3 separate regions of the Mus musculus genome follow, and all the other regions are linked to region 1. Evidence: chromatin loops called from intact Hi-C (ENCODE). Cell type or tissue: heart. All regions are shown on one strand. Region 1 has its middle 32 kb from the start of Nck2. Region 2 has its middle 81 kb from the start of Gm29040. Region 3 has its middle 84 kb from the start of Nck2.

Region 1 (8,000 bases):
ATAAAACTATAAATACATCTAGTAGTGTAATAAGTAGCAATAACAGGACTTTTTGTGGGAACTGACATAATGGTCAGAGAAGGTTCTTTGCAGTCAGATAAAAGGTGTGTCTCACTTAATGGATAATGTGTGTATTTAACAATTTGGAGCAATAGCCACTTCGACCATATAGGAGTGATGGTGGTTGTACCTCAGAAATCCCTTACATTTTTCTGGCTTTCTACATGGTTGCTGGGATCCAAACCCAGGCCCGAATGCTTGGTCAGCAAGCTTTCTTACTCACTGAGCCATCTCTGTACCTTTAATTCACTCTTATCAGGAAAAAAAAATCATTTAAAGTGATTTTTTTAACCCTTCATGTTGGTATTTAGGAATACAAACTGGCTTTTTAAAAAAAAGCAGTAAGAGCCAGGCGTGGTGGCGCACACCTTTAATCCCAGCACTCGGGAGGCAGAGGCAGGCAGATTTCTGAGTTCGAGGCCAGCCTGGTCTACAAAGTGAGTTCCAGGACAGCCAGGGCTATACAGAGAAACCCTGTCTCAAAAAACCAATAAAAAAGAAAGAAAGAAATCTTAGAAAAAAAAAAAGATTAAAAAAAAAAAGCAGTAAGACTCAAGGGAGTTAAGGAGAAAAGGACCCCAGAGCAAGACTAAAGGAAAGGAAAGACATGTGTTGATTTTGCATGAACTAGGTGTTGGTGTGGCCATATGGTAAAATAAATACATCCTAACATATTGATATTACAGAATCAGGTACAAGCTTTTAGATAGAGACCAGTGACATCCCTAATAGCATCTGCCAATGGCAATGCCCATGTGATGGTTTGTTTATGCTCGGCCCAGGGAGTGGCACTATTAGAAGGTGTGCCTTGTTGGAGTAGGTGTGTCACTGTGAGCGTGGGCTTAATACCCTCATCCTGGCTGCCTTGAAGTCAGTACTCTGCTAGCAGCCTTCAGACAAAGATGTAGAACTCTCAGCTGCTCCTGCACCATGCCTGCCTGGATGTTCCATTGTTCCTGCCTTGATGATAATGGACTGCCCCCCTGAACCTGTTAGCTAGTCCCAATTAAATGTTTTCCTTATAAGAGTTGCCTTTGTCATGATGTCTGTTCACATCTGTAAAACCCTCACTAAGACAAGTCCCTAAGTACAGCAAAGTTCATATTCATGAAGATATTCACAGCCACACTATCTTCATGCTAAAAAAAAATCAGAATCAAGATGCCAACAAAACCAGAGTGGGTATTATAAACCCACTCAGCAGAACATAGCGCCATCATTTTCAATAAAGTTTTTAAAACTGCAGCCCATGACAGGAAGATTGATGTTGTTTTGTTGGAAGCCAGGAGCTTTGAACCTGTGCACTCATTGGTTTTGTTCTCACACCAACCCTGTCTCTAGCCTCATTCTTTTCCCAGCCTAATCCTGGATTTCAGATGGCTATCTCTACCTGTATTTACTTTGCCTTTTCCAATAAACCTTCCACACTTCTGAAAAATTAATTCCTTCCATATTTATTGGACAAATATTTAATGAGTGCTATTCATTATCCAGAATAGTCCCCAAAGCCTGAGCTGCTTCACTGGCCAAAGGAAGATTTCTAAATCTCCAGGGAACTTGTGCTTCCTAGGGATGACCCTCTGAAGCTGACTCAGCAAACTGTGGTATATGGGAGCATTGTTAGTCCAGTAAGCACAAACCCATGGACATAAGCATGGAGTTGTCTAAATGCTTATTTGAGGGGAAAGCATCCAGGCTCAAAGACAGATGCAGCTCCAAATGGGATTGCCCTACTTTGTTGAAGGGCTAGATCATGCAGCAGGAGCATAGCTCTAATGTGGGAGAATGGAGCAGTAGTGTGGGTCAGAGGAGAGTGGCTCTGGCATGGCATTTGGAAGAGTTCCTGTCCTGGGATGAGTGGAACAAAGGGAGGAAAGGCATAGGTCACTTCCAGGATTCAGGGTAAGAAGAAGTGAGTGGATTCGGAGTCTCTTTTGGCACAGAGCTACAGACTTTCACAGGGAGATATGTGAGGAAACAGGAGAAATCCCAGATCTTAGCATAAGCAACTGGAAGGATGTAATTGTCACCAGATGAAAGGACATGTGATGCTCAACACACGTGCTAGGCCTCTCAGTGGCCATGCTGAAGCCAGGAGCATAGAGACTCTAGCAAGAAGGCATGACTGTAATGCTGGCATGTTTTGTTTGGGTTTTGGCCTGATATAAGGTCGTGTATATAACAAGCTGGTGTCTGATTAGTGATCCTTCTGCCTTAGTCTCCTGAGTGCAGGGATTATAGGCCTGTACCACCATGCCTGGCCCATGGTGGACCTTTGACTTTTGAAGGGCTATCTTGCTATTGACGAGTTGATGTTGTGTCATATCCCTCACTGCCACTGCATTTTCAAATCTCAAAGGTTCTCCAGAGTGTGTCCACCCTGGATGCTGTATCTATGACATTCAGTGGGCCAGGAGAGTGGGTAGTGCTCTCATCCAAGAGACCTACCTCCCACCATTGCTCCCATTTAACCTCCCTATAATTCATCTAGAATGAAATAAACTGTTTTTATTTCTATGACAAGATACCAAAGACCAGGTAACTGATTTTTTTAAAAAAGAGATTTATTTTAAGTCTTGCTTCAGAAGCTGGGATGCTCACAAACATGGCAGTAGCAGATACTTGGTTTCTGGTAAAGACCTCATGATGTGTAGATTCCTGAAAGAAAGCAGAAGGTAAGTGTGTGTGTGTGTGTGTGTGTGTGTGTGTGTGTGTGTGTGTATGTGTGTGTGTGTGTGTTTGGAGAGAGAAAGAGAGAGAGAGAGAGAGAGAGAGAGAGAATTGTTTTATAACAACTCCATCTTACAGGAACAAATCCAGTCTTTGAGAATGAGAGTTCATGCTTAAAAAGCAGACATTGGTATCCATCCAAGAAAACTGGTACCCATGACCCAAACACCTCCCACCAGTTCCCACCTCTCCTCTACACTGATGTATGTGGAGTTAAGGTTCCAGCCTGTCAGATTTGAGCATACATTCAGACTATAGGCAGTTCCATCTCCTGTTTCCCTAAATAACATGATGTCTTATACTTGGATAACATGTGCTCACATTGCTTAGGACCTTCCAAATGCTATGTCCTCTTTTCTTATTACATAGTTGTCAGTGGAAGTTCTGATGACCCAATAAGGGACATATTTCCTGGCAAATGTGGGTAGTACCTTTTTTTTAAAGGTTCATATTTCAGTATTTATAAAACCAGAGAATAAAAACCATATATTTTTCTCCTCTCTGTGTCTCTCTTCCTTTTGACATTTGGGGGGTGTGTGTGTGTGTGTTGTATGATAGAGGACAGATTACATCCTTTGTTTCCAATAAATTGTTATTGATGAAAGTAAAGTATTATAGATATAAGCACCTGCATGGAAATGGATTGTAACACATCATTTATCAAATATGCTTTGGCCCTGGTTCTCCCAATATTTATGTGACAATAGTTAAAAGTTACAGAGACTTATTCTGCACACAGTGTGTATTTACACAACAGTCTTAGGATGTGGGGAAAGCAGGAGTCACCCCCTTCTACTGACAAAAGCAAAAGACACAGAGGAGAAGTTATCATACTGGAGGCAAGTCAGTCAGGAGCTAGGAGAGGTCTGAGCCTCAGCTGCCTGAGCCTGCTTTTCCACAGGGTTTATCTGCTCAGAGCACTTTCTCTCTGGGGCTGAGAGTGCCCCTATCAACAGGCACCCCAATCTAACTGAAACAAGTAGCTACAGCTGACTCACCCCTGCAGAGAAAGCCCAGGCAAATGTCTTAGCTCACTGTGACTTAAGCACATCTATCATTGTTTTTCTGGTGTGATAATCATATTCATAGTGACATTAGTAAATATCTAGCATGGAAGACACTAAGCATTCCTGGAAATGATGGGAACAGCCAGACCATCAGAACAGTCTCTCTCTCTCTCTCTCTCTCTCTCTCTCTCTCTCTCTCTCTCTCTCTCTCTCTCTGTGTGTGTGTGTGTGTGTGTGTGTGTGTGTGTGTGTGTGTGTGTGTGTTTGCTCATGCTCGTGCGCAGAAGAGCTCTTCTCTACTCTGCTGTACTCCTTTGCCTCTATAGTGACCCAAGGAGATACTAGCCTTAATTCCATTGCTATGCTCTCTGCCAACCACCTTGTTTAGTCATATCTTGTCATGGTGGCACCAGTAGCCCGGGAAAGTCAACAACACCCTGAGTCATTCTGCTGAAGAGTGGGCATGTCAAAGCCAGCACTTTCTTCTGGAAGATGTTAAGTTGCAGTGCTCTTCCTTGAGGACTTCAGCGAGACCTGCAAGGCTTTGAAATGTCACAGCCCCAGATTTTTTTTTTCAACTACTACTGACATCTGACCCACTGAAAATTGCCACTGAGTCGTGTTCAAATATTTGAAGTCCTCTGTCTGATTGTTTCTCGTGCTCAAGAGACTGTGAGCAAATACCATGGATCTGATGTCTATGCCAGGAGTCACTGATCATTGTTTCCTTTGCACACGGATCTATCTGCTGAAGCTCTAGGCACGGAGCTTTGTCTAGAGACTCCAACCTGGGTCAGCACAGGAAAAGACTGTGGGCTTCCTTAGAGATGGAAGAGAGCCCCCATCCAACAAATGCCATAGTTCTGAGGTCATCTGCTGCAGGAAGTGACAACCCACTAGGGAAGGAGTAGGAGGTTATTTGTCTAGATTAAAACTGAGATCAGAGTTAACTCTGTTGCCTTTGTGAAAATCACAATGCAGTTTGGAAGCAGCCAAAACTTTTGGAAATGAGGACACCACCTGATTCACATTGGCTTACGGTGCTGGTGTTTAGCTTTTTTAGTGTTCCTGCTACACCAGGAGTATTTAGTCCTTGAGGGATTCACCTATTATAGCATGAGGGTTCAGGTTGCCAAACTGTCCCCATCTGTAACCTGAAAACAGTGCAACAATTGGTATCTCCTGCTCACAGCAACATAGACTTATCCACCCAGATCTCTCACTTTAAGTGGACATGGGACTTTCAGGGGAAACGTATTAGAGACAGATACTCAGTCCACACCTCAGGGCCTATGAGTCAAAGCCCTGATGTGGTTCTCAAGAATTTGCATATCTTTCAGTTGCAAGCAATGGTGGAAATGCTGGTTCATGGTCACAAGTCAAAGACGACCAGAAAATTGAATTCTCCATGCAGTGGTGGCACGTGCCTTTAATTCCAACACTTAGGCAGAGACAGGCAAATCTTTGAGTTTGGCCTATAGAGCAAGTTCCAGGACAGTTGAGGCTATACTCAGAAACCCTGTTTCAAAAAACCATTTTGAAAAGGAAAGATTGAATTCTTCTTGCTTTTTTTATAAGCCCAGAAGTAGATTAGGGTGGAAAGGAGATTGGATCCAGAAGACACTCCTGGGCTAGATTTCAACTCTGACAGTTAGCAGTTGTGTGGACTGGGAAGGATTTTTGTACTCTCTAAAAACTTCAGTTCACTAACCTATAAGATAGACAGCAGCAATGACAAAATACTCTTCAGCAACATTTTTTGGAGTAACTGCAAAAACAGTGAATGTTGTCTAGAGTTGAGTCAGTGGAGTTCTGCTGTCCCAAACCTTGGTCTCAGCACGAGCATGGGCCTTGATTAAATAATAATGTTGAGCTCCTCTGAAGAGCCAGTTTTCTGAGAATAATCCATATCTCAAAAAGCAAGAAGCTTCTTTAGGAAGATTTGGATGCTGATTTTTGCCACAAATTGCCGTTTGACAAGACCACAGTGTGGAAGTCTGCAATTCTATATTGATGATGCCTTTTCAAAGAGAATATCCATCCAAACCACAATGGCATTTGGCCTGAGATCAGGGCACTAAGCACACAGATGACTTGGAATTAAATATATCACTACTGAATGCTGTCTAGAAGTTCAGTGTCTTGTAGCAGACATTGATGCCTCTGTAATTTGTTTTCAACAGAATCCGGTCTCTGTTCACATTGCACAAAGCCACAGAGAAGAACCAGGGGCAAAAGTGCCTTGAATCCTTCTCCAGATAAGCCTTTTCTATGGTAACTTTTAAAGAAGTAGGGAATACGCAAGGAATGAGTCAAATAGTGACTAAGAACAGATGCTCAGGAATGTGCCTGCATCCCTTCTTCATAGACCTGGGAGCAATGCCATTTTCATGTCCCATTGGTTAAACACCAATTACTCCAAGGAGCTTTGTAGATATTAAAATTCTTACCTATCCCTTCTCAAGCCTCTCCTGACACTATAAGCTGTCTTCTTAATAGCCAGAGAATGGAAATATCCCAAGTGTGTTGGATAGTTTATGTCAACTTGACACAAGCTAAAGTCATCAGAGAGGAGAGAACCAAGAATGAGAAAGTTCCTCTGTAAGACTAGTCTGCAGGCAAGCCAGTAGGGCATTTTCTTAATTAGTGATTGATAGAGGAGGCTCTAGACCACTGGGGGTGGAGTCATTTCTGGTGGTCCTGGTTTCTCTAAGAAAACAAGCTGATCAAGCCATGGGGAACAAGCCAGCAAGCAGCACCACTCCATGGTCTCTGCACTAACTCCTGCCTCCAGGTTCCTGCCCTGCTTGAGTTCCTGTCTGGACTTCCTCTGAGGATGAACTATGATGTGGAAGCATAGGCCAAATAAACCCTGTTCTCCCCAGGTTTATGATGTTTCATTACAGCAGTCGAAGCCCTAACTAAAGACACCAATGTTCAGAGACAGATACACAGGTGAAAAAGGAATAAAAAACCATGGCACATCCACACAATGAAAGATGCAGCCTGAAAAGGGAGAGGGGTCTTATATGGAAAGTCTAGTATTTTAAGTGAAACTCCCTTATACATGGATTCATTATATATTTTTTATTTATTTAAGAAAAGTTTTACAAATTTGTTAATATTTCGGCAACATTATTGCAACAAGGTTAAAAGGCAGACAGACTAGTATAGGCTTTAAAGGAACAAATCAGGGTTATACAATTAAATTATTACACAGATCTAAGAGGTTTACAAGGCCTAGAAAACTAATTAAGTCTGAAAGATTAGATCCAGTATTATCACCTACAGTATCTCCAAGTTCAACTGCTTCATTCATTCCTTATGTTTCCTAACTTCTCCCAAACACAGTGCTCTCAAATTCCTAAAAGAAAGAACATAAGAAATTCTGATACTAAGAGAGTACAGAGATAAAGAAGAGCTGGAAAAATTAACTTTAACTTGCAAGTTACATGGAAGCCAAAACTTACTTGAGTCAATCAAAAGATTTCTGTGCCCTGAATACTGTATGTGAGGAGGCTATGAGTCAGAGTTTAGAAGTAGGTTACAAATTAGCAACATACTGTATTATTTCTACCAATTTTTTCTCCTAAGTTATACTTGTAACAAAACTAGAGTTAGGTGCTTAGGACACTTGCTTCTTCCACACCGGGCAGAGCTGGGGCAGGCGGAGCTGATGGCTGAGGGTCTGCTCATTGTGCTTACTTATCTGTGGAATGAACAAGCAACACGCACAACATCTCCCCAACATCTCGAGGTAATGCATGTTAACAGAAATGCTTTCAAAGAAACAACCGGAATTGCATTAAATACTGCCTTAATAATAACTACAATACTAAATAAAACAAGTAACATATATTATTCTCTCAAGGAGCCTCTGAAATTGAACAGCAGAAATCAATCTGAAGATCTGAAGAAGGTCAAGGCTGGTAGCTTGGGGACTTGGGTGGTGGATCAGCCGGACCACAGGCACACACAGCCTCAAAGCCTGCTACTAATCTGGGGGAGGAACTGAGCTAAGATATGACTTGTGGGATCATAAAGCCGGCTAGGAAACTGACCCAAGGGACAAGGAGAACCAGTGACACTGGTGTCTGGTAAGAAAACGACTCTGGCTTGGGCTGACCAACAGCCTGTGTTTTAAATGGCTTTGAATTTTAAAAAGAGAACTACTTCCTTTATTTTCTTGGAAACAAATCAAAA
Region 2 (8,000 bases), 72 kb after region 1:
TGCCTAACTCTATTCCAGAGTTCCCCTCTCCTTGCCCGAACTTCCATCTTCTGTTTCCCACCCCAGATATTAGGCCATCAGCTTTTAATTGACAGGTGATGATTCCATGCAATACACAAGAGATTCTCTCCACACCACTGAGAAAAAGGACTTTGCAGATGTGACTAAGGATCACAAATGGAGACCATTGAAATCAGTAATCTTGGGTTAACGGAATGGGCTCTCTACAGTCACACAGGTCCTTTAAAATATGCAAGCAGGGACACCAGGATGCTGTGTTGTTGGCATTGAAGCTTAGTGGCTGTGAACCAAAGAAATCAGGTAGTATAGAAACAGACAGGAAACATTCTCCCTTAGGCATCCTCAAGGCTCCATGGCTGTGTTGATGCCTCAGTTTCAGCCAGGTGACACCTGTTTCAGACTTCTGACCTGGGGTATACGATTGCTTTAAAGTCAAATGTGTGCTCATTTGTTACAATAGCAACAAGAGATTCATAAAGGTGTTTTTTGCTGGAGAGGGCAGAATGGAAGAGCAAAGACATCCAATCTATCACAAAAGACTGGGTTCAACTACTAAACCAAAGGAGGGCCAATGTTTCTGAGAGGGAGGGGGCTGTTCCCATCACTGAAGGAGTTCATGGTCACTTGTCAGAGATATCTGGGAAGGGATTTGTGCTTTTGTGTGGGTGAGAGGAACAAAGAAAGAGAATCAGTCTCGAATGTTCTCTCCAATGCTTTCCAAACCGGAGTTTTCATTACTTTGAATTAAAAAGGATTTTATTTTTAAAAAATGGTCAAATAACAAATCCTTTGTTATAACACTGGGTCAGGTTTTTCTTTTGTATTTGGAAGTTGTAATCCTATATTTGACTAATGTACAAGGAGCAGAAGGACTTCACCACACAGGGTACTTGTGAACCAGGCTTATCTCCTCTTCCTTACTAAAGGATTTCCTTTGGTTCCAAAGCGAGACAACTTACTCAGGGCGATGCCGTGAACCTCAGAACCCCTCTGCTCTGAAGATCTCTGTCCAGGCACTGAGATAGTTGAGCCACAGAGGAGAACTGGAAAGTCCTATGGGCTCTGGAACTATATCTCCGTGAAAAGCCAAATCTCAGGCTTACAATCCGTGTAGACCAAGTATAACATAATGGTGACCACATAAGCCTCAGACTTCTTGTCTATAAAATATAGGGTGGGGTAGCACCCAAGAATTCCATACTGTTGAAAGGGCTAATGAATAAGAAAGCGCATCCACAGTGGACTTTCAGCAAGAGTCCAGATCCCTTTTGGCCCTTTATAGGTCGTTTACATGAGGACTTTTTGAGTGTGTGCTCTGTTACATGTAGCTCAGACAGGAAAGGGTTTCCAGTTTGTTTTACCAACTGACTTCTTTCATATATTAATATTTCAAAAGTCATTCTTTATCTACTTACTTTTATATATGTGCACGCTTGTGCCATGCATGCCTGTGGAGGTTACACAGCAACCAGAGGAAGTCAGTTTTCTCCTTCCATTATGTGGGTCCCAGGGATTGAACTCAGGTAGTCAGGTTTGGTGGTGAGCACCCACTGAGCCATCCCCCAGGGCCCAGATTTTAATATTGCTGCCGCTCTCTCCAGTCCTTCCTCTCCTGACACAGTATTTGATTTTAACATTTTGGACCTAAGCCGTGCTGAACACAGTCCAGCATTCTCTCAGGAGGATCTCATGCATTCCCGTGACACCATCCTCCTGGGAGCTGTGGTTGGATGCTGTTTGACAGTGCCCTGAGTTTCACCTGCTCTAATTAAACCCCATTGTAAAGCCCTGAGAGGGTGGAAACATAATCAACTATGGAGTCTAGGGGAGCGGCCTTTGGGGAGTGATTTGCATGAGGTAAGGTCAGAGTGACGTGAGACAAATTAGGAGACATCACATTGCAGAAGAATGAAAAACTAACAACTTGAAAACCAAATTCCCCCAAAAATGGCAATGGGTGGATAGGGGAGTGTGGGGGGGGGGGACTTTTGGGATAGCATTGGAAATGTAATTGAGGAAAATACATAATAAAAAAAAAAAAAAGAAAAAGAAAACCAAAATCCATTTCTTCTCACTCGCCCTAAGGGCTTCTAACTGAAATAGCTATTTATACCGCCTTCTGGCTTAGGGTTATTGTAGATGTAGGTCCCCACCGACAATATTATCAAGCCATTTCCAAGCTCTGAGACATTTGTCACTGTTTTCAACTGTTTTCACAAATGAACCTACAAGTCTGGTGTGGTGGTTTGAATAGGAGTGGCCTAGATAAGCTCATATGTTTGAGAGCTTTGTCCACAGTTAGTGAAACTGTTTGGGAAAGATTAGGAGCTGTGGTTGAATCGGAGAAGGTGTGTCATTGGGATGGGCTTTGAGGTTTCAAAATCCCATGCTAGCCTCACCCTCCCAAGCTTATTGCCTGGGCATGGGATGGAAAGCTCTTAGATACTGCTACAGTGCAATGTCTGTCTGTCTGCTTCCTACCATGGTGATAATGGACACACCCTCTGAAAGTGTAAGCAAGCCCCAATTAAATGTGTTCTTTTATAAGAGTTTTCCTGGTTATGGTGTCTCCTCACAGGAATAGAAAAGAGATGAGACATCTGGTATGGGTCATGATTTGCCCTGAGTTCCAATCCTTGTGGTATTTGATCTAGTCTGAATCTAAGGACTCAGGCTTATGAATTCAAAGAGCAAGGTCACTTGCCCTGTTGTCAGAAGCTAAAATGACAAATTTTATCACAGTGTTGGTGACCCACCTTCTATTACTACTCAGGAACTAGAGTGAGCCACCACTGTAGAGCAGCTGTCCCCATATTTCAATGACACCAGGCAGGAATTCCCAGGAGCTGGCTTACATCTCTCTGTGTACCCCAAGGAAAGCACAGACTTAAGCTTCAAGCCTGGCCTGTGGTGGTTGACAGAACACGCCTCTAGATCTTTATGCTAAAGACATCTGCATGTTGGCAACCCGGGACTTTTGAACAGCAGTCTGCAGAACACACAGACCACAGGTGTGACTGAGTAAGGTCATTGGAGGGAAGGTCATTATGCTTTAGTGGGAATGAGGCTGGAAGTTAGAGACAAGTGTGGGAATGATCACAGTTTCAGAGTGTTTGTCCATTATCATCATGACAGAGCCAGATAAATTGTACTTTGAAGAGTTACACAGATGTTGCTGGCTTTGAAGACAATGGAAAGGCCCAAGTCAAGGACTGGTAGTGGCCTCTGGGAGTTAGAAGGAAAAAAAAAAAAAAGACAGGACTGGTGTTTCCCTGCTAATCTCCAGGAAGAACTGCCAATGCCTTGGTCTTAGCCAGATGAGATGTACATCAGCTAACCCATGCCCCTGTGTTGTATCAAGATGCCAAGTTCACACTACCCTCCCAGGACCAACATGAAATGGAGTTTTCTAGAAAGAGATATAGCTAATTTCAATTCTACAGCTGGCTTTGATTTGGCTTATTGGGCCTCTTGGTGTCTCAGTCAATATGTGAACTATTTCTTTTTCTTGGTCATGCTTGGTCATTGATGAGAAAGCTATCCTTTGAAGCAGGAGGGGGTCTCCGGATTAGAGAAGGACATGAAGTCAGTTATGCTTTTTGAATTTGATAACTTTTTACAAAGAGTTGTTGACTGAACCTTGGGGTGATACCTGAGCAGGGAAGGTTGTGGGCAGAAACATTTGCATGTATCACAGGGCATAGGGCCCATTGTCAGATCCTACTATGTTTGAAAACTGAATGAAGCACTCAGAACAGGTCCCACCCCCCGAACCCCAGCAAAAGCCAGAATGAGAGGATACCCTTTGCAGAGAAACATCCTCTTCTTTTATAATCCTGCTTGATCAGTGCACAGACCCATTTGGGAACGCTCCTGGCAGCAGGGTGTACATACTTGAGTTCTCCAAGGGTGGTTGCAATGGTGATGCTGGAGCCAGTGAGTGGCCAGGCTTTGTATTATGAGCCCTGGGACCTGGAGAATGTTTCTTCCTGTAGTCATCAGTTGTATGTTTATTCTTAATATATTTCATTTTCATTTGTATAGAAGTTTCTGTTGCCAAAACGATTCTGGAATGCTATCCAGGCACACAGTAGAAGTGATGAGGACACAGAGAACAGACACCCTTATCCTGTGAGCACAGCTGAGTGTCTGCAGATACCATGCACAACATTAAGTGAAGAAATGCCTCCTCCAAGAAGCCATCTCACCCTGAATACTGTGAGTGGACAGATTTATAAGTGAGGCTTAGCACCTGTAGTTGAAAACCGCTAAGACAACACGAGCCATTCCAACATGGGATGATATGTCACGGCAAAGAGCTGTGGCTCCAAGGAGAAAAATCAATATGTACTGACTGTCCAGGAAGGCAGAAGAGAAAGTTTACTGTGGTGGAGACTTGTGTGGTCCAGAACAACTCAAATGGGATCATGTGCTGCTCCATGTGCTGCTATAGATGGTGATGGGTCATAAAGAAAAGGAGACACGAAGAAGAAAGCCTTGTAGACTAACCTGAGAGCTTCAGCCTGGTAGGCTGGCTGCTCAAACTGAACAGCACACAACGCTTCTGGGATGCAACTGCCCGGTCCCACCTTGTTTATATAGTCTTTGCTTTGGGTCACGGATCCTGCTGCTCAGGAGTTCTACTGCACTGGCAAACAGGGATGAAAATAGTCTCGCAACTAAGCAGGGAATGGGAGGAGCACCCAGGAGAACGGATTACCACCATCTAAACCCAGAGAAATGAATACATGAGCCCACTCACAAATAAAACAGGTCTAAAGCAGGCATATCTGGAGGAAGAAGGCCCTTGGAGGCCTTACCACCAGTCTGAGCCTCTGGTGTTAGCTTTATTATGACTTAAAAGGAATTTCTTAGATTAGCTTGCAGACTGCTGTCTGGGATGTGGGACCATGGCATTCTCAACCTGAAATGTTGAGAATCCAGTTGCAGTGCAGTCAACAAGGCTGGATGTCTCAGCAGTCCCAATTTGGTGCTGGAGTTCTGGAGGATTCCTGGGGAGCCCCTGGCTTTCAGTCTACATGGGAACCTTTAAAAATTTGGTTCTAATTCCAGAAAGGAATGTAGCAGCAACAGAATAGATGAACTTGAAAAAGGCATGAGTGAAGGTAAGCAGGCAAAAGGAGTGGTTTCCATGGTTTGGGGTTCATAGACTTTTGAAATATGTATTCTGTTAGGAAACAGGCCTGGGCCCAGATATAGTCTTACTAAACAAAACCAGGACGATAAGGAAGCAGGTTGAGTGATCCATATGAGACAAGCCAATTTGAATTCCTGCCCTGGTTTCCTTTAGTGATGATGATGGTGATATAAAAGAATAGGAAAAAAAATAACCCTTTCTGTGCCAAGTTGCTTTTGGTCATGGCGTTTCACCTCTGCAATAGTAATTCTAACTGGGACAGCATTACACAGGGTAGCTGCATCATTAGAAGATCGTCATTCTGTCTCCCCATGGCTGTTCCACCATGAATTCTAGAATTAGGGGACTTTGGCCAGTTTAAAAATAAATGCTCATCCCTTCTTTCCTTTCTTGCTTCTGTGAGGGGAAGTTTCCCAGCAAGCAAAGCCACACAGACAAGTTAGCAATGTGCCCCATTCTGAGACCCAGCTATTAAAGTCTCATTTAGAGTTGTAGTCCCACAGGACCCCAGCTCTTGAGTTTAATGCCTGAAATCATTTGTACAAATGCCAAAGTATATCCGAATGATGTTTGAAGGCTCTTGCCTTTATCAGAATTTGAGATCAGGGTTGGGGTGGGGCTGGGGTCAGAAAAGCGAGAACTCCCCTCCAGGAAGTTCCTACAGACATAAAATACATGTCAGGCAGAGGAGCTCTTCTTTATGGCTGACAGTTACTCGTAGAAATAGAAAGTGAACCAAAATATAGTTTTCAAAAATGTACAGTTAGTTATAAGGCTGGGGAAATTACTCTGTACAGTGGATAAAGTGGTTTGTTGTGCAAGCATGAAGACCTGAGTTCAAGTCCCCACAACCCACATAAAAGCCAGGCATCATAGCATGTATCTGTAAATCCAGATATCCTATAGTTAGAGAGGACGTGAAGATCAGGATGCTCATAGGTCAGTGAGCCTGCTGTGCACCTGAACAAAACCAGACTCAGACAAGATGGAAGACCAGATTGATATTTGAGGTTTCGCATTTGACTTCCACACATGGGCTCACATGAACTCATATAAATAACAACAACAACAACAAAACCAAAAACAAAACAAAAAAAAAACAAAACAAAAACCCAAACCCATATTTACCTAAAACTGAATGATGTGTTTGCCTTGAAACTTTCCAGCGATTAGGTATTATATTATTACTAAAATCTACTGAAATTCTACAAGTCAAGTATGAAAGGCATTCTCTTGCTTTGGAAAGGACTGCTTAAATATTCTTCATTTCATATCAACTGGGAGGGAAATGTGAATATCTTTCACTAGTGAGCTAAAAAAATCTTTTAAAAACTTGAACTATTCTTAAACAAGGAATATTTTGAAAACATTCAAATATCTTGGGTCTTTGATAACTTATAAGCTTACCCTTCTCTGCTGTCTGTGTATACCACTCACTTGGCTACAATAATAGGATTTTTCTCTAATATTTTGACACACTGCCTTCTTTCGACTGAATAACTAGATTGAACCTCATTGTCATCTTTAAAAATATTTTAAATTATCTTTAAAATAAAAATATTTCCTCATCTTTCATCACCTTCACTTTGAACTTCCATCTCTCTTTCTTATCTAGGATCTTTTTACTTGGGAGATATTAAGTGAGACAATGAACTGGTGGTTGATTCTGACCTAAACCTTTTCTTGATTCCCAGACTGATTCCAAACAGCAGTTTTGTGACCAACACACAGAGGAAATGCCAGAGAGAAAGGGGTGCAGGGAAGGAGAGAGGGAGAGAAAGGGAGGGAGAGGGAGAGGGAGAGGGAGAGGGAGAGGGAGAGGGAGAGGGAGAGGGAGAGAAAAGGAGGGAGAGGGAGAGGGAGAGGGAGAGGGAGAGGGAGAGGGAGAGGGAGAGGGAGAGGGAGAGGGAGAGGGAGAGGGAGAGAGACACGATTGATTGAGGATCTGGGAAGAGCTTGGAGGTCAAGCCCAGCCAAGGGGACAGTGAAGTCACAACTCCTTCCTCCTACTGATCTCCTGTGCTGGCTATTGTGGCTTAGTTCTAATTACTATTCCAGGTGACTCATGCTTGGGCAGGGTCCTTTATTCTTGGTCAGAGCTTCCCCTGAAAAGTGGACTCACTGGCCTTAAAGATGCAGGAACGAATAATGAGAAATTCCCCAACAGCCTATGCAGAGGGCCGTATGAATTTAAGGCAAACAAATGAGACCAACTCAGAAAACTTTTTTCTTCTCTGAATAATAAACCATCCCTCTGATATTTGGCAAGCAAAGAGGCAGCTTGAGGGAGGCTGGCTGCTGTGGTGTTGGAGTGTCTTTTCTTTCTGACCCAAAAGTTATTTTTGGTGTCTTCTGTCTCCGGGGCTGATTTCAGCTCTTTTTACAATGACTGGTCTTGCATTAGCAAATTCCTGCTACTGAGAGCTTAATTGTTATTCCATTTTCCTAATTAAAAATGGACATCTCTGGTTTGTTGCCCTGGGCTTTCAGCAGAGGATAGTATCACAAAGTTTCCCTGTGTTATGTGGGCTTGCAAGCAAAGCCTGGATCTCATTGGTCCTCATGCTTCCGGAAGGCTCAGGGTTGCTCCACACAATGTCTTCTTGTCCAAAGGAACACAGAAGAGAGGTTGGGCTAAGTTCATTAGCTTGCAAAGTGAGGGCCCTATGACCCTCGATGTGTGAATTTTGTCTCTTGCTGCCATAATGTGTCATGAGAGACACTGATCCACATGTTGACTGGTGACTTGTTCTGCTTCCCTTATTCAGAAAATCTACACACAAGTGAAAAGGTTTAGTCAGTCAAATGTGCTACCAAAGTC
Region 3 (8,000 bases), 52 kb after region 1:
TCACATAGCATCATCACTTGGGTCTACATGTAGACTTTCTCATCTTGGGGGCCCCCACTTAGCATTACAATACATAGCAAAAGACCAAACCTCAACACAGTCATTTTCTTTAAACATTCAGGAGCAGAGGGCAGTGTGAAGTGAGAAAGGTAGGAATAGGTAGAGCTGCCGTGCTACCATGAAGGGAACAGACAAAAAGGGTGGTTATGGCCTTGCTGGGGTGGCAAAGAGTCCAAGGCCTGAGGAGGAGGCTGAAGGTCCTTCCAAGAGAGAGAAAAGAAACTCTGTGCTAGGAAGCTAAGTTTGGTGGAGATTTTTAGCATGTAGTGATTAATAAGATCTGGTTTCAAATACCTGGAGGTGGAGTTATTCATGACAAATTGGCCTGGGGTATTTATAACCAAAGGAATTACCAGTGGAGAATAGATGACAGGAAGTGAGGGAATGGGGGCATTTTGACTTCAGTTATATTTGCAGAGAGGGGATAGCAGTATTAGTCAGATAATAGAAAGATAGATAGAACACACACACACACACACACACACACACACACACACACACACACTCGTCCACCCACAACCCATAGATAGCTACATACCCTGGATCCTCCCAGAAGGGAAGACAGGCTGATTACAAACGCTAGTGCTGGGAGAGAGGATGCTATGCTTCTGCTGAGTTGGCATAAAGTGCAAGTGGAAGGGATCTGGGTTCAGCACACACAACTTAAACTTCTTGCCATTTTCTTTCCTAGTGTGTTCTTCCCTTTCCCAATACCCAGCGAAGGCTAGCTCAGTGGAAGCTGCTGAGTCCTCTACCCTGGTACTCATCAGGAGAGCATCTCTAGGCTTAGTTTGCTCGGTGATGTGTCCAGTTATGGTCCATACTTCCCAGGGAGATGATAACCCATTTTGCCTCTGCTGCACCTTTCTCCATACCCTAATCCTGATCTCACAGGAAGGTTTCAGTTGCAGTGGAATTTCCTGTCTGGGTACCCTTTTCTGTGCACTCCATTAGACCGCAAAGAAATGAACTTATAATCAAAGCTACTGTTGGAGTGATCTATACCAGATGTTTATACCTTAACTCATCTCTGAGGTTGCTTTCAGGGGCTTCATCTCCTTAAAAGACAAAGAGAAAGAGAGACAGAGATCCGTAGCTGGAAGCATTTCTCTTCTCTTTTGCAGAAACTGCCAAGTCCACACAGTGATCCGATCATGATGCTCTACCTAAGAAGAAACGGGTAGAGCTTGTTGATTTAAGGCAGAGCTCGTGTGGCATTCAACTAGTGCCCAAGCTGTGCTATGTCCTCCTTGTCCAGAAAGATGAGCTGAAAGAGATGAAGCCATCCTAAGGATCTAGCAAGATGAAATTATATGGACAATATTGATCTCTAAGTAAGGGCAGTGGAGGGTGGGCTGTGGAAGCAAAAAGTCAGGAAAATGAACCTTTCTGCTGCCCATCCCACACTGCCTTTGACCTAAAGCTCTGGCCTCCACTTCTTGTTCCCTTTCTCTGCTCCCTGTGTGGATGAACTGTGAGCTCTGCCTCCTAACTGCCAGGCTGCCATATAATTTAACCCTTGCTGGACTCTATCCCCCTGGCCCTGTAAGCAAAAACAAACTCTTCTTTGCTCTGTAAAATTTTCTCAGGATTTCTTTTTATTACAACGATGCAAAAGATGTTCTTTTACTCTCCATCTGGATGACAGTGTGCTCTGGTGAGCCCTGCACACTCAGTTTGGCCTAAAACTGGTTTCCACTGAAACAGAAGGAAGCCTTGCTTTGTCCTTTTCCACTGCAGAGATCTTTTATTATCATCTATCTACCCATAGTGTTAGAGGGTGAGTTGATGATAGCAACATTTGCAAGTACTCAGTCCATTGGAAGCAGGAGCTGGGCACACATTAGTTCTTCATTCTCTGTGCTCTTTTCTGTATGAGTGGAATGCCCAGGGTGAATTCATACTCAGAACATTTCCCTGAAGGCTGGCTGTATCTGAACCCTTAGTAGTCTTAGAACATGCAGTTAGCTGAATTCTCAGGACCTGTTGAACTGGAGCAGGCTCTACGGAAACCAAGGCAGGCCTGATTACTAGCAGGTCCTCTATTCTTTTCCCTAATTCCTTTGACATGAAGACTGCCCTCCCCATGAAATTGGCTGTGATGTGTGGTCCCAGTGGCCCTCTCATTTTTCAATAACCTGGAACCTTTAGCTTTTTCTGGGTTAACCACAATAGGTCTAAGCACCTACCCACTAAACTTGGGAGACGTTGGTTGAATTCAGTCCAATTTAGATTTGGGACAAGACAGTGTGCTCTTCCTCCCCGGAATTTGCCCTCGAGGGAGCCTGGGCAAATTGTCAAGGACGGATGTCTCCCTTCCTGTGTTCCTTTCACTCCCCCATCCTGAGAACATTCTCTCTCCTCCCCCTCATGGCTCAGCATCTCCCTCTGCCTCTCAGGAACTGGTCATCTCCTACCTGCTCTTGGCACCCTAGCCTGAGACTCTCTCCATTTGCCTCTTCAAACTCCACAGGCTCAGAGCTCACCCCTATATGGTCTTGCCCACATTAATGGAAACCGAGGTTGCAAAGCTGAGGCCAGAGCCCAGCCTCCAAACTTTGGCTCAGTGGTTCCCCTGATAATTTGTAGTTCACTCTCAGGATCTCAGGGAAGTCCGTTTCCTGTGTTGCCCATGCTGCATCTGTTCTTCTGATACCCTAAACTGAGCCAGACACGAGCATCCTGACTTAGTTTCCCTTTTTGCCCTCATTCATGGACACCTGCTTGAACTTCACTGGGGACATAGCATTCCCTATAGCATAGCTACTCAGTGGAATGATAAACAGAGACGGAAAACAATCTTGCAGGGATCCTTGATGCCACCAGGATCACTGCTCTATTGGTTGAACAAATCTGTGTGGTATGCAAAGTACTTTGTCCTTCCTGTTTCATAATTCCAAATCACCAGAGACTCTTTTTAATTTGTTAGTAAGGAGTTCAGCTTGCTGGCTGTTCGGCTTCTCTAATAACATATATTTCTTGCTTGTTCTTTCTCTTTCTCTCTTTCTCTCTTTCTCTCTTTCTCCCTTCCTTCCTTCCTTCTTCCTTCCTTCCTTCCTTCCTTCCTTCCTTCCTTCTTTCTTTCTTTCTTTCTTTCTTTCTTTCTTTCTTTCTTTCTTTCTTTCTTTCTTTCTTTCTTTCTTTCTTTCTTCCTCCCTTGGAAGCAGGCATGTGCTAGAAAATGGAAAAGAAGTGATACAGAAGCATCTTCCAGACTCCCTTTGCCTTCCAGGAACTGATTATCTACAGAGGGAGACCAGGCGGGAAGCCTGGCATCTGTCACAGAGAGCAATGGGGTCATCTTCTCAGCGCCTTGCAGTCTCTAGGCACATTCATGCCTCTCACTTACTACCCGTGACATCTTGTGAACGAGGAAGTCAAGACTTTGATGTGGATTTAAAGTAAGAGAAATAGAAAGCTCTTGATGAAAAAAAAAAAAGAAAGAAAGAAAAAAAGAAAAGAAAAGAAAAAGGCTCTCCAGTGCCTCTTAGAAACAGTTAGAATTTTACTTTCTGAACAGGTTCTCTCTGCCCCCACAAATACCGGCTAAGGTACAGTTTCACAGCGATGCTGTCTGGGGTCAAGTATGTTTGCTGACATGGGCAGCTAAGTATACTAAAAGCCTAATGGGCTTATAGCTTTCAAATTAGACTAGACCAGCACTTTGTGGTGATGCCAGCATAGAAGAGAGCCAAGATGGAAGGAGCTGAGTGATCTGGGAAGAGAGAGAGGAAGCTAGGGGTCCTTTGCTCGGATTCTCTGGGGGGTATCAGAGGATGTGGAATGGGGGGGGGCTTGGAAGCCCTGTAGTGGGGTTGCTTCTGTCATGGCCTCATGGGTAGTACAGCCTGCATGTGCAAGCCTTGTGGGTTGAGTGATGATCTCTTGCAAATGAAAGCTGTCGGAATCAAGGCATAGGCAGGGCAGGGCAGGGCAGGGCAGGGGTTGATCCTCTTGCTTCTCTTACTTAAATGAGAAGTTTCTTTTCTGCCCATTGATCTGTGAAGTTCTTGTCATTTAGCATGGAGAAGTGAGTTTTCCCTGGTTACTGATGGGAGACGGCAGAGAGCTAGTTTGAATGGGGGTCATGCCTAATGAATCCAGACTGAAACTAAGCAGTGACTTCAGAAGCCCTCACCACAAACCGGAAAAGAGAAGGGGGAGGGCTCAAGGAGCAGTGCTGTGTGTTCCAGATTGGAAGCACTGACTCAGAAGGAAGCTGAGTCAATACTGTTTGGGATTTTATTTGTTTTTCTCTTTAAAAAATGTGTTGTTTTATGCCTTGTTGTTGACATTATTTGTCTGAATTGAACATCTGCTGTGTGCTAGTCTCTGTTACCCACTCAGGTTTTCTCACACTAAGTCTTTTGCATTTGGGCACAGCTGTCTTAAATGGTTGCCTGGCTCTTATCCCCTCCATCCCCTCTTGCTTTAACTCAGCTCATGAGGTAAAGGACATGGGATTTACCTCCAATGTAAAGCTTGCTCCAGGTCCTCGTGCGTGAGCAGACAGGATTTATCTTTTGATACCTGAGGATCCATAACCGGGGTGGCTTGTCCCTAACTTTAGGTTCAACTGCTACCTAACAAGTGTCAATCTTCTGCCTCTTGGCTTATGTAAGAGGCAAAAGCGTGGCAGCCCCTGAGGCAGAACAGCTTTATCTGCAACACAGAAATCTTAGAGAAGAGTTTTCTGACCAGCCTCTGCTCGCTGGGGTCACAGAAATGTCAGTCTCCAAAGTCATTAATCCTTTGCGAGCAGCAGCCATGTGGACAGAGACTACAATAGAGCTCTCTCTCCCTGGAGTCAGGATGTTTGGAAACTGCAATTTGATTGTCACTGGATAAATCACCACTGTACTGTGTAGGGGATAAATAGAGACCAGAAGGAAAGTGTTGTGTCCAGGGTGCCTAACAGTGCCGTTGCCAGCATTACCCTTGCAGTGAGTAGCTAGCCCACAGCTATGAGGGGAAATGAGGACTTTTTTTTTTTTTAAAGAAATATATATATATATATTCTCATAACCAAAACCACAGGTACCTGAACCTGGCATCTGAAGGAAAGTCCCCCTTGAACACTCAGAGCTGTGAATTCACTAGTGAGAATTTCCTCCCAGTTCGAAACGACCACGTGGACGGTTCAGATGGCTCTGCTCGGAAACACGCTGAATGTTTACATGGGGCCATCCTTTTTCAGCTGCTTCGTGATGAAGGGTTGTGGATGGTCATTGTTCCCTTTGTTCCCTCAGCTTGGAAAACAGAAAACATAACATCCAAGAGACACAGCTTCTACAGCCCTCACACACAGTCAGGGAGCCAGGGGTGGAGTTGGGAGGTGGGTGGGGTGGATGGGGGCGACAGAGAGGATCTGTTATTGGTTGTTTGATACTCTGTGACCTTCAGACTATAGCCTTTCTTTCCAGTTTGGCTTGGAGGGAAGAAAAAAGTCCTCCTGGCTGTATGAAGCACATGGTGTAACTGAACACCATGCTCTCACAGGGTCTGCATTTTTGTAAAAATGGGTCGAGGTTGTAAATTCCAGTTTCTGAAGGTTGATAAAAAGTCCTTTAGAGATTCTGTGTCAGATAGCTAAAGCCTTTCTCTCTCAGATGATTGAGCTCAGGTAGAGGGAATACAGGCTTGCCCCGTCTGCATTCCAGCTAATATCAGCCTACAGGTATGGCAGCAATCCTACAATATAACTCAGGATCTGGGCTTCCTATTGCCTAGGACTTCCTGCGGTCTCTTCTATGTTCAGCTACATAGACACTATTGTGGACCAGTGGCCCATGTTACCAAATGCCACCAAGCTATGGATGGGTGTGGCCTAGGAGAATGGACTCTGCACGGTCTGGGTGTGTGGTAGACTGTTATACTCAGGCCTGGGGGGACGGGGGGTTGGTAATCTAGGGAGCTCACACAGTGATGAGACAAATATTGAGATTTCAGGTTGGTGTCACTATGCCTCATGCCCTTCCTTACCATTGACATTGAAAGTCAACTCCTTACTAATGAATCTATCTCCCATTATGCCAGGACCCTGTAAGGATCATTGACTAAAGGATTTAGCATGGAGCCTGATCAGTGGCTTGCCTTTTTCACCTAGTTCAGTCTTGTGTTTGGTAAATTTTTGTTTTTCACACTTTCTTTGTGCCTCCTTCAGTCTGCAAATTTTCAGTGTGCCCTATCACTCCAGCCAGTCTCCCCACCTCAAAAACCCACCTAAAATCATTTTATAAGTTACCTTACATTGGAATTATGTTCACCTGTTCAGTAGTCTCTCTAGCCATGAGGAACAAATTCGAAGATGCTGCCCTCCAGTGCATTCTGAGACCACACATAGAATTGAACCCGATATATACTATATGCCTTTCTATGCATGTATACCTGTGATAAATCTTACTTGATAAATTATGAGCAGTAAGATATTAACATCAATAGTAATGAATTATAACAGTATAATAAAAATGACACGAATGGGACCCTTCTCTCATTTTTATTATATACTATACATTTCATTCATGACTGACCACACGGGAACTGAAACCACAGAAATTTGAACAACAGACAAAGAGAAACTTGTATATCGTCTATTTTCTCCCAAACCACACAATAAACTCTGTAGTATCAGGATTGATATAATTTAATCCTTCTTCATAGTTATGGCTGAGTATTGATTGTTCTTTACAAATAATAGGTACTTAAAGGAATTTTATTCCTCAATTTGATCCACACTGACACCCAAGGAGCAGGTGATGATGCCTACTTTCAATGAGAATGAAGTGGTAAAGCTGTGTGCTCTTGTTACGTTACACTAGCAAACGGGACAGGAGGGTCCTGGCTCTCATCCTACCCCCAAGGCCTCACTCTGGGCTAAGACAATCATTGGTAAGCTTACGGGTTGTCTAAGAAAGTTTGCAAAGCCCTTCACTAGCAGTAACATCCTGCTAATGTCACAGTTCAATATCCTTATCCATAGGTTTGAACCTACAGATTAAGCCAAGTCCAGAATGAAAAGAACTGAAAGAAACCCACATCTCTACCAGACAGTTTGATTTTCCTGACTCCCCAAGTAAGACAGCGGCATGTCTACTAATTACACAGAATTCACATGCGATTACATGTCACGGTGCTACAGCTTACAGGAGAATGAGAGCAGGTCACATATAAACACCACACTATTTGGTACAGGGGACTTGCACACCCGTGAACTGAGTGTCTGAGGAGGATTCTAGAGTAAACCCTCAGCATCTGCTTCTTGCTTGACACGCTCTAGTGGGTCCTGTGCCTGGCAGGCCTCATTTGTCAGCTGGTTACAGATGGGCTGCACGCCAACCAGGGAACGAACAATGTGCCTATTGTTGCCTGTCTCCTGGACACTGTACTCTTATTTGATACAGCCAAACAGCACCCTGGCTTTCTTTGGCATCTATGACCCATTTTTTTAAAAGTCAAAATAAACATATGGTTATTTAAATCCCTAATGCTCTTTCTAGAGAAAAAGCGATGTTCTTTTCCTGGTTTCATTAACATACATTGTTTTTTAAATTTAATAATTTTTCTAGATCACTTTTTCCAGCTCTTACTAATATTTTAATTAAAAAGAATGTTATTTTTGTATGTGAAATCCTAAGCTTTTGAATATTTTTCAATATTATATTCCTCACATGATATTTTAGGTTCACAAAAGGGTTGATTTTTAAAATGTCATTTATAAGAACACTGTAGTGGGCTGGTGGCTCAGTGGTTAAGAGCACCGACTGCTCTTCCGAAGGTCCCGAGTTCAAATCCCAGCAACCTCATGGTGGCTCACAACCATCTGTAACAAAATCTGATGCCTTCTTCTGGAGTATCTGAGGACAGCTACAGTGTACTTACATATAATAAATAAATAAATCTTTTAAAAAATAAGAACAATGTATTTTTTTATAAGTCTGAGT

The links. A loop is a pair of places that touch in the nucleus more often than their neighbours do. Peaks named below come from ENCODE experiments on the same cell type or tissue, not always from the same donor. Only the 100,000 strongest peaks of a DNase experiment are listed, where the experiment ranks them.
Region 2: a loop joins it to region 1, with 1.9 times the contacts of the local background. A loop is called at or near these places in 4 of 42 quality-filtered maps.
Region 3: it touches region 1 in a loop (2.1-fold over the local background); 2 of 42 quality-filtered maps call a loop at or near these places.

What each region holds. Positions count from the first base shown.
Region 1 is chr1:43,410,155-43,418,154 of GRCm38, reverse strand. No RefSeq gene overlaps it. Among named protein-coding and RNA genes, the nearest start is that of Nck2, 32 kb to the left of the region's middle. In heart, no CTCF peak of the experiment used is centred here; a DNase peak (open chromatin) is centred at 4,644; H3K27ac peaks cover 1,013 bases.
Region 2 is chr1:43,337,975-43,345,974 of GRCm38, reverse strand. No RefSeq gene overlaps it. Among named protein-coding and RNA genes, the nearest start is that of Gm29040, 81 kb to the right of the region's middle. In heart, no CTCF peak of the experiment used is centred here; a DNase peak (open chromatin) is centred at 7,244.
Region 3 is chr1:43,357,748-43,365,747 of GRCm38, reverse strand. No RefSeq gene overlaps it. Among named protein-coding and RNA genes, the nearest start is that of Nck2, 84 kb to the left of the region's middle. In heart, no CTCF peak of the experiment used is centred here; no DNase peak of the experiment used is centred here; H3K27ac peaks cover 1,803 bases.